Regions from separate parts of the Homo sapiens genome. Here region 1 is linked to region 2. Evidence: read pairs that join two places in POLR2A ChIA-PET (ENCODE). Cell type or tissue: PC-9. All regions are shown on one strand. Each heading gives the region's core, and the rest is flanking DNA. Links, peaks and the distances in the headings are about the cores only.

Evidence for each region. Peaks named below come from ENCODE experiments on the same cell type or tissue, not always from the same donor. Only the 100,000 strongest peaks of a DNase experiment are listed, where the experiment ranks them.
Region 1: POLR2A ChIA-PET joins it to region 2 with 6 read pairs; 2 of 35 experiments call an interaction of 5 or more read pairs at or near these places.

What each region holds. Positions count from the first base shown.
Region 1 is chr15:55,387,700-55,393,564 of GRCh38, reverse strand. It overlaps CCPG1 (cell cycle progression 1), which reads left to right. Exons shown (of 9, transcript NM_001204450.2): 2 at 4,132-4,200. The coding sequence starts at 4,141. DNAAF4-CCPG1 (DNAAF4-CCPG1 readthrough (NMD candidate)) reads left to right here. Exons shown (of 16, transcript NR_037923.1): 9 at 4,132-4,200. Among named protein-coding and RNA genes, the nearest start is that of MIR628, 18 kb to the right of the region's middle. In PC-9, for the core only: no CTCF peak of the experiment used is centred there; a DNase peak (open chromatin) is centred at 4,134; H3K27ac peaks cover 1,520 bases.
Region 2 is chr15:55,230,698-55,234,964 of GRCh38, reverse strand. RAB27A (RAB27A, member RAS oncogene family) reads left to right here. Exons shown (of 7, transcript NM_183235.3): 3 at 9-183. The coding sequence starts at 31. Among named protein-coding and RNA genes, the nearest start is that of RSL24D1, 36 kb to the right of the region's middle. In PC-9, for the core only: no CTCF peak of the experiment used is centred there; no DNase peak of the experiment used is centred there.

The sequences.
Region 1 (5,865 bases), core at 1,866-5,865, 160 kb before region 2:
TCCCTCATCAACACTGGTTAAGTTCAGATGCTCATATTTTTCATGGAATATTATGTTGCTTCCTTGCATCCCACAGGTCTAGGGTTGTTGAGTTGCTTCCCTATCTTGAAAAAAAACATTTTTTTGAGACAGGGTCTTGCTCTGTTACCCAGGCTGGAGTGCAGTCATGCAGTCATAGCTCACTGCAACTTTGAACTCCTGAGCTCAAATGATCCTCCTGCCTCGGCTTCCCAAGTAGCTAGGACAACAGGTGTGGGCCACCATGTCCTGCTGATTAAAAAATTTTTTTTGGTAGAGATGGGGAGTCTCACTATGTTGCCCAGCCTGGTCTTGAACGCCTGGCCTCAAGTGATCCTCCCACCTCAGCCTCCGAAAGTGCTGTTACAGGTGCAAGCCGCCACTCTTGGCCCTGCCATCTTAATATATGCTATTTAATTTAATTAATTAATTTATTTATTTTGAGACGGAGTTTCCCTCTTGTTGCCCAGGCTGGAGTGCAATGGCGCCATCTTGGCTCACCGCAACATCCGCCTCCTGGGTTCAAGCAATTCTCCTGCCTCAGCCTCTCGAGTAGCTGGGATTACAGGTGCTTGCCACCATGCCCGGCTAATTTTTTGTATTTTTAGTAGAGACAGGGTTTCATCATCTTTGCCAGGCTGGTGTTGAACTCCTGCCCTTATGATCTACCCGCCTTGGCCTCCCAAAGTGCTGGGATTATAGGCGTGAGCCACTGCACCTGGCCAAATCTGACCAGATACAACCGCTTATGCCTGTCATCCTAGTACTTTGAGAGGCCAAGAAAGGTGGATCACTTGAGCTCAGGAGTGTGAAACCAACCTGGGCAACATGGCAAAACCCTGTCTTTACAAAAAATACAAATATTAGGCATGGTGGCGCACACCTGTAGTTCCAGCTACTCAGGAGGCTGAGGTGGGAGGGTAGCTTGAGCCTGGGAGGTCAAGGCTGCAATGAACTGTGTTCATGTCACTGCCCTCCAGCCTGGGTGACAAAGCGAAATCCTGTCTCAAAAATTAAAAAAAAAATCATGGCCAGGTGCGGTGGCTTCATGCTTGTAATCCCAGCACTTTGGGAGGCTGAGTTGGGTGGATCATGATGTCAGGAGATGGAGAATCTCCTGGCCTTTAGTAGAGATGGTGAAACCCCGTCTCTACTAAAAGTACAAAAATTAGCTGGGCATGGTGGCGCGTGCCTGTAATCCCCGCTACTCGGGAGGCTGAGGCAGGAGAATCGCTTGAACCAGGGAGTCAGAGGTTGTGGTGAGCCGAGATGACGCCACTGCACTCCAGCCTGGTGACAGAGTGAGACTCCGTCTCAAAAAAAAAAAAAAAAAAAATCAAATCTGATCTTTTAAACTATATTTGTACTAGATTGTCTTTTTTATTTTTTATTTTTTTAAAGAACTTTCATATTCTTTTACATTTTTCTGCCTTTGTTTTTCCTGTGTGATGCTTTTTCCTTTTTCACTGGGACATCTTTCCTTGTCATCAGATCTTTTGATTTTTTTTTTTTTTTTTTAGGAATCAGAAATCGTTTTGTTTGTTTTTTGCAATGTTGCCCAGGCTGATCTTGAACTCTTGGACTTGAGCGGTCCTTCCGTCTTGGCCTCTCCGTGTTGGGGTTACAGACGTGAGCTACCACACCTAGCCCCCCCCCCCCTTTTTTTTTTTTTTTAAAGAGTCAAGGTTTCACTGTATTACCCAGTCTGGAGTGCAATGGCAGTTCACAGGCATGATCATTATGGCTCTTAACAGCCTTGAACTCCTGGCCTCAAGGGATCTTCCTTCCTCAGTCTCCCAGGTAGCTGGGATTAATAGGCACTCTCCACTGCTTCCGGCTCCAGAAATCTTCATTTTAATGTAGTATCTCAATTTTTAAATTTTGACAACTGTTAATTTACTTTAAAAAATGCTATCAAATTTGCAGCCTCATTTATAGAGATTTCCTTGATCATTCTCCTTTCCCCCTGCAAATTTAATTGCTCAGTCTTTGTGTATTTCTGTCATTGCATAATTTTCAAGCTATTATAAACATGATTCTCATACAAATAGACATTGATACATATCATAAACTTTTTTGAAAGTCCTGAAAAATAGTGGAATGAGAAATTGGGATTTATATAGTCAGTTTAGGCCAGGTGCAGTGGCTCACGCCTGTAATCCCAGCGCTTTGGGAAGCTGAGGAGGGCGGATTGCTTGAGGCCAGGCCTTCCAGACCAGCCTGGCCAACATGGCCAAACGTTGTCTCTACAAAAAATACAAAAAATTAGCTGGGCATAGTGGCACATGCCCATCTACTTATGGGGCTGAGGCAGGAGGATCGATTGAGCTTGGGAGGTCAGGGTTGTGGTGAGCCATGATTACGCCATTGCACTCAAGCCTGTATGACAGAACGGGACCCTGTCACACTCAAAATAAAGAAAAGAAATATAGTCAGTTTAATAAAGAATGCTGAAATAAAATTGCTAAGATATAAACGTGGTTAATATCCTACAGGGTATTTAAACTGTAGCTTTTTGGATAACCTCTACTGACTGGACAGAAAAAATTTATTTTACCGTAGTAGTTTTCTGTAAGTTTACTTTTAAATTTGTAGAGTTATAAACTGCCTGGGCCTTAATTGAAATTAGAAATAAAACAATTAGATGACCTCAGGTGAGCCTATTACAAAATGCTCTTGTCATAACATTAAAAGTCATACAATTGATACCTTATTTCAGGTTTTGAATAATTCATTTGAAACATGTTAATTTTTATACTATTAGCGACCAACCTTTTTGTATCCTCTCTTTTTGAAATATTAATGTACAGGAGTTTTCAGAATAATTAACAGATTATATAGATCTGACTTGAGGCTAGGAGTTTGAGACCAGCCTGGCCAACATTCGCAACGAGTGAAACCTCGTCTCTACTAAAAATACCAAAAAACAAAACAAAACCCCCAAAAACAGATTATATAGATCTGTATTTTTGCCCTGTTCTCATTTGAGCACTAGTTCCATATTGTCTTCAGTAGAGTTCTATTAGAACTTGGATCTAATGTGTTCACAGTATATGTCCAATAACAGAAGCATAAGACACATGTAGAATAAATCAGTAGGAGTACTATTTGCTTTACTAAGTTGGGTTTTGAAGTTTAAAGGAGTTTCAGATACAAAAAGAAAAAACCAGGTGGAGTGACCATTGTATGCTGGCTTAGGGCTTGAGTCCAGGTTGTTGCCAGTGACCAGATGTTTGTAACCAACCTCTGGTGTCTTCCCCCCTGCCCCAACTTTAACACAACTGAAGTATTGCTGACACAGTTATTTTCATAAAAACAGTTTGATTGCCGGGCGCAGTGGTTCACGCCTGTAATCCCAGCACTTTGGGAGGCTGAGGCAGGCGGATCACGAGGTCAGGAGTTCGCGACCAGCCTGGCCAACATAGTGAAACCCCGTCTCTACTAAAAATACAAAAATTAGTGGGGCGTGGTGGCACGCGCCTGTAGTCCCAGCTACTCGGGAGGCTGAGGCAGGAGAATCACTTGAACCCGGGAGGCGGAGGTTGCAGCAAGTCGAGATCGTGCCACCGCACTCCAACCGGTCGACAGCTCGAGACTCCGTCTCAAAACAGTTTCATCATGTTTCTTCTATGTTTGAAAATGTAAATTACTTCATGTTGCCAACATACAGACTTCATTTTCTTGGCATAGGAGCTTTTCAGTTTCCCTGTGCTTCTCAGTTTCTGCAGTCATGTTTTTCACACCTTACTGTTCATTGAAAATAGAGTCCTTTACTGTTGCTGCCTGCTCCCCATTCACGATTATCCTTTTCCTTCACCTCTGTCTGGCCAAATGCTACATTTTCTTTTAGACATAACTTTCTCCTTCATTCCAACAATATAACTGTTGAGACTGTTCTAGTCCAGGAGGGTCTCCTTATCTTAGAAGTTTGCTTCTATCTGTTCATACAGGTATGCAGTCCTGTCATGTTCTGTATGGTAAATCTATGGGTGGCTTGTCTCTGTTTCACCTGGAAGACAGTAAACCACTTTTCAAACTTAGTGTCACATATAGTGCTTCCTATAGAATTAAAAAAAATGTGTCTCATGAGTCAATATGTTTTTGTATTTGTAGACCTGAAAGATGTCTGAAAATTCCAGTGACAGTGATTCATCTTGTGGTTGGACTGTCATCAGTCATGAGGTATGATATTTAATACTTTTTATAAGGTAATTTGTAATATTAATGTTACCAGTGATGTAAACTGTGTTCTTTGAAGATCAGTCTTTTTCTACCTTTAAGCAAAAAGTTCCAATGGACATTTTCCCTCTCATATTAAACTTCACTGCTGAAAACGCTTCATGAGCCAGCATCTTCTACATTATTGTACATAGCTTTGAGACATTAGGCAAATATTTATTGAAGGTTTGTTATTGTTCAGGCCCTGTGCTTTACTTTCATTTTCATATAATTTTGTCTTTTTTTTTTTTTTTTTTTTTGAGACAGAGTCTCACTCTGTTGCCCAGGCTGGAGTGCAGTGGCGTGATCTCAGCTCACTGCAACCTCCGCCCCACTGGACTGAAATGATTCTCCTGCCTCAGCCTCCTGAGTAGCTGGAATTACAGGTGCCTGCTACCATGCCCAGCTAATTTTTGTATTTTCAGTAGAGACGAGTTTCACCATCTTGGCCAGGCTGATCGTAAACTCCTGACCTCGTGATCCATCTGCCTCGGCTTCCCAACATGCTGGGCTTACAGATGTGAGCCACTGTGCCTGGCCAATTTTGTCTTTTTTTTTTTTTAAAGGGACAGGATCTTGCTCTGTTGCCCAGGCTAGAGTGCAGTGGCTGTTCACATGTGCAATCATAGTACCATGTAACCTTTAACTCCTTGGGCTCAAGTGATCCTCCCAAGTAGCTGGGACTATAGGCATATGCCACCATACCCTGTTCTTAAATAATTTTGAATATTTCACTGTGATACATACTGTTTTCATTCTTATTTTATAGTTGAGAAAACTAAAGCTTAGAGAGGTTAAGTAATTTGGTCAAGATTATGCAGCTAGAAAATAGATCCTGGATTTGAACAGATCAGAAAGGAGAATGGAGAACATGTGTTCCATTTACGTTATAGCAGAACTTCACAGGGAAAAGGCCAGAACCCTATCACAAAATGAATTTTATAATAGAAGATTGATATACATACAACAAGTATACATAACTTGTACATTTTGTTTATTTTTTCATACCAGTAATATATGTTCACTGTAGAAAAATGGCAGTATATTGATAAACAGAAATATACTTACTCCAGGTTTTACTCCAGGTTTTAATGGACATCTATAATTTTCCCATTTGTTTTTAGGGTATTGTAAGCCTCACTTGTTTTCTTTTTTTCTTTTTTGAGATGGAGTTTTGCTCTTGTTGTCCAGGCTGTCGCTCTTGTTGTCTTGTACAGTGACGCAATCTCGGCTCACAGCAACCTTCGCCTCCTGGGTTCAAGCCATTCTCCTGCCTCAGCCTCTGGAGTAGCTGGGATTACAGGCATGTGCCACCACGCCCGACTAATTTTGTATTTTTAGTAGAGACGGGGTTTCTCCATGTTGGTCAGGCTGGTCTCGAACTCCCGACGCCAGGTGATCCGCCCGCCTCGGCCTCCCAAAGTACTGGGATTACAGGCGTGAGCCACCGTGCCCGGCCACTTGTTTTTTTAATAAAAATTATAGGCCGGGCGTGGTGCTCACGCCTGTAATTCCAGCACTTTGGGAGGCCGAGGTCGGGGCAGATCACTGAGGTCGGGAGTTCGACACCAGCCTGACCAACATGGAAGAAACCCGGTCTCTACTAAAAATACAAAATTAGCCAGGCGT
Region 2 (4,267 bases), core at 1-4,000:
TTTTACAGGTGAACTACTGAGTTCTTCATTATGTCTGATGGAGATTATGATTACCTCATCAAGTTTTTAGCTTTGGGAGACTCTGGTGTAGGGAAGACCAGTGTACTTTACCAATATACAGATGGTAAATTTAACTCCAAATTTATCACAACAGTGGGCATTGATTTCAGGGAAAAAAGAGTGGTAAGTTCTATATCCTTCTATGTAAAAATGTAATCGTTAAGTCAACATTTGCTGGTCTGTTTAGTTTACTTTGTAGGAATTAGGAGGACAAAGGTTGGGATCTGAAATTAAAGGTACATATGAAAGTGAGTTATGTTCAATCCAGGCAACATGATTGAAAAGGCTGTGCTGACAGCACTTCATATAAAACCAGGCAGACAAAGTGGAAGTGGACAGTTCTTTAAAATGTCACCTTGGTACTCTTTTGGCTTGTATCTTCCCTCTGAACTCCGAAAGTTATTTGTCTACCTTTGTCTTGAAGCCTGCCAACCACCTTGCCCCTCATACTCTTGTTTTATGGGCTGTGTCTTCCACCTTTGGTATCTTATTATTTTTAATGGCATTTCTCCTAATAAAGTCTCAGCAGTTCCACATGGAACACTAACTGGCAGAACTTATCACTGCTGCCAGGAGGGTGAGGTTGGAGTAGGAGTGGGGAATGCCAGTAGTGAATGTGATGTTCTGCAGAATGTTGAAGGGAGAAACTTTTATTTATTTATTTTTTAAGGACTTTGAGACTGAAAGTTATTCTAGTGTTGGAGGGGAAGGCAGAAGGTCATGGTGTCACAGTTGCAGATGAGGAAAGATGGCTTTCTCCTTAGACTACATTTCTTGTTGAAAAATCCATTGTTGGCCTGAAGCAGGTAAACCAGTTGTCAGGAAATTAATGACAAAGGTCCTTTAATGGATCATATTCTGTCAGGGGGAAAGGTCCCTGGCTTTTAAGACAGAAGAACATTCCCTTTTGCCCATTCTAGTATTTTATTCTACTACCAGAGAGGCTTATAGAGATTAAGACCCACTGAATAACAGTAGGGCCCTAATGAAATTTTTAGTATTGACGTGTAGTTGATAGAATCTACATATATGTATGTGATTATTTTTGTTGGTTACTTATTGTATAACTTAAAAAATAGATTTGTTGAGATATAATTCACAAAAAAAGGAAATCCATCCATCTAAAGTATAAAATTCGGTGGTTTTTAATATATTCGGAGTTGTGTGGCCATCACAGCCATTCAATTTTAGAATAGTTTCATCACTTTAAAAAGAAACCTCATACCTATTAGCAGGCATTCCTCTTTCTACCTCCCCTTAGCCACCATGAATTTTCTATCAATGGCTTCTGCACACACCATATAAATGGAATAATATATGGCCTTTTGTGTCTGGCTTCTTACATTCAGCCTGATGTTTTCAAGGATCTTCCATGTTGTAGCATGTATCAGGACTTCATTACTTATTATAGCTACATAATATTCTATTGTATTGATACACCATTTTGTTTATCCATTTGTCTGTTGATAGATACTGTTGTTTCTTTTTCTATTTTCTAGTGCATCATTTTAATTCCCTTTTTTGTTATATGTTTTTGAGTTCTTTTTTAAAAATTCCCTTGGGGATTACAATTATCTTAATTTTTCACAATCTAATTTTGATTAATAGCAACTTAATTTTAATACTGTGTAAAACTTTGCTCTTATGTGGCTCTGTTTTCTCCCATATTTTTGTGCCATTATTGCTATACGAATGACATCTTTCTACATTGTGTGCCATCATCAATACAGCTTTACAATTATTGCTGTATGCAGTTAATTTTTTTTTCTTTTTTCTTTTTGAGACAGGGTCTCTCTCTGTTGCTCAGACTGGAGTGCAGTGGTGAGATCTCAGCTCACCGCAACCTCTGTCTCCCAGGTTCAAGTGATTCTCCTGCCTCAGTCTCCCAAGTAGCTAGGATTACAGGCACCCGCCACCACACCCGGCTAATTGTTTATATTTTTAGTAGTAATGGGGTTTTGCCATGTTGGCCAGGCTGGTCTCGAACTCCTGGCCTCAAGTGATCCACCCATCTTAGCCTCCCAAAGTGCTGAGGGATTACAGGCATGAGCTATCACTCCCAGCCTGCAGTTAAATTTTAATCTAGTGGAGGAAAAGGGCTACAAAGAAAAACCACGTTTATACTGTTTTTTATATTTACTATGCAGTTACATTTTTACTGGTGCTTATTATTTCTTTGTGTGGATTTAAGTTACTGTCTAGTTTCCTTTCAGCTTAGTCTTGAGAGTTGTCTGTAGTATTTCTTGTAGGATAGGTCTGCTAGAGATGACTTTTCTCAGTTTTGTCTTAATTTATCCTTTAATTTTAGAGGACCGCTATGTTACTGATTTTTAAGTTCTTTGAATATATTTATAATTCCTGATGTAAAGTCTTTGTCTAATAAGTTTAACATCTGGGCCTCCTCAGGAATAATTTCTATTCGTTGTTTTTTTCCTGCGCATGAGCCATACTTTCCTGTTTCTTTGTGTGTCTTATACGTTTTGCTGAAAACTGGACATTTAAAATAATGTGTCTATTCTAGAAACTCAGATTCTTTCCCCTACCTGGGTTTCTTGTTTTTACTGCATATTTATTTATTTTTGTCGTTGCTGTTTGTTTAATTATGTTTCTGGGATAATTCTGCAAAATCTGTATTCTTTGTATGCAGCTACTGAAGTCTCTGCTCAGTCAACTTAGTGGACAGCTAATGAGTGGAGAGAGTTTATTAAATTCCTTGAACTAATAAGTCTCTTAGCTTTTTCTGAGAGTCTCTGTGTGTTTGTTGGGGTATGTGTTTAATACTACTGCAGGCAGTTTACAACTCTGCCTTAGCTTTTATTTTCTGCCTGAGAAGAACCTCAAAGTCAGTCAGAAGTGAGAGATTAGGACCTTTTTAGATCTTTCCTGGGCATTTGTAGAGCCCTGCCCATGAACATGGCCTTTTAGGTTCCAAGGAATATTTGGGAGCATTATAGAAATCTCATTTCCTATTTTTTTCTTTAAATTTTTTTTTTGTTGTTGTTGTTAGACTTTTGTTAGCCCTAACTGGTATTGCTACCTCTGGTAGCTGTGATGTTAAATAATTACTGCTGATAGTTTTCAACAAATGCCCTTGGGATAGGGCTGTTCTCAAAGAGCAAGCTTTGAGTGAGGTCAAAGAAAGACAAAGCTGGGGCATGGAGCTTTCCAAGGGGCTTCCTGACAATTTTTCTCAGTATGGGACTTTTAGGGAGCTCCAAACCTGTTGTTCCTCTGCTGTCCACAGTGGTGGCTAGGCTGATGTTTTCACAACAACCACATTTGTGCACATGGTTTTTAAGTCTTCTAAAAGCTTGAGTGAGGGGGATGGGAATAGGGCAAGGTAAAAAACACCTCAAAGCTTACTGTTTTTACTGATATTCGGCTGTTTTTCTTGAATAAATGCTCCTTGGAATGTTGCAAGTCTTTGTTAATTCCTAGAGTACTGAAAAAGTTGATTTGGACAATTTTTACCACTGTTTTTGTTGCTATTGTGGAGGAAGAAATTTTTGATGGTCCGTTCTCTGCTGTTCTAGGAGTGTTGTCTATAAAATTCTTTTAAGAGCACTTTTAAAATTTGGGATGGGACAAGGGAAAATTGTTCTACCAAAAATACATCTGCACTCAAATGTTTATTGCAGCACTATTCACAATAGCAAAGTCATGGAACTAACCCTAGGTGCTTATCAGTGGTGGATTGGATAGAGAAAATGTGGTACATATACATCATAGAATACTATGCAGCCATAAAAAAGTGAAATTATGTCTTTTGCAGCAACATGGATAGAGCTGGGGACCATTATCCTCAGTGAATTAATGCAGAAACAGAAAATCAAATGCCACATGCATTCTCACTTATAAGTGGGAACTAAACAATGGGTACGCATGGACATAAAGACAGAAACAGTAGACACTAGGGACTCCAAAAGGGGGAAGGGAGTGGGAGAGGGGCTGAAAAACTACTTATTGGGTACTACATTCACTGTTTGGGTGATGAATTCAATAGATGCTCAAACCCCAGCATTATGCAATCTATCTACGTAACAAGCCTGCACATGTACCCCCTGGTTAAACAAACAAAAAAGATGAGATTGGGAAAAGCCATAGAAAAGTAATATTTCCTGAAACTAGTGACCCAAGAGAACTTTGAGGAAAGGTAAACTAATTATTATATTTTATACAAGTTGTTTTGTATTCATATTTTACAATA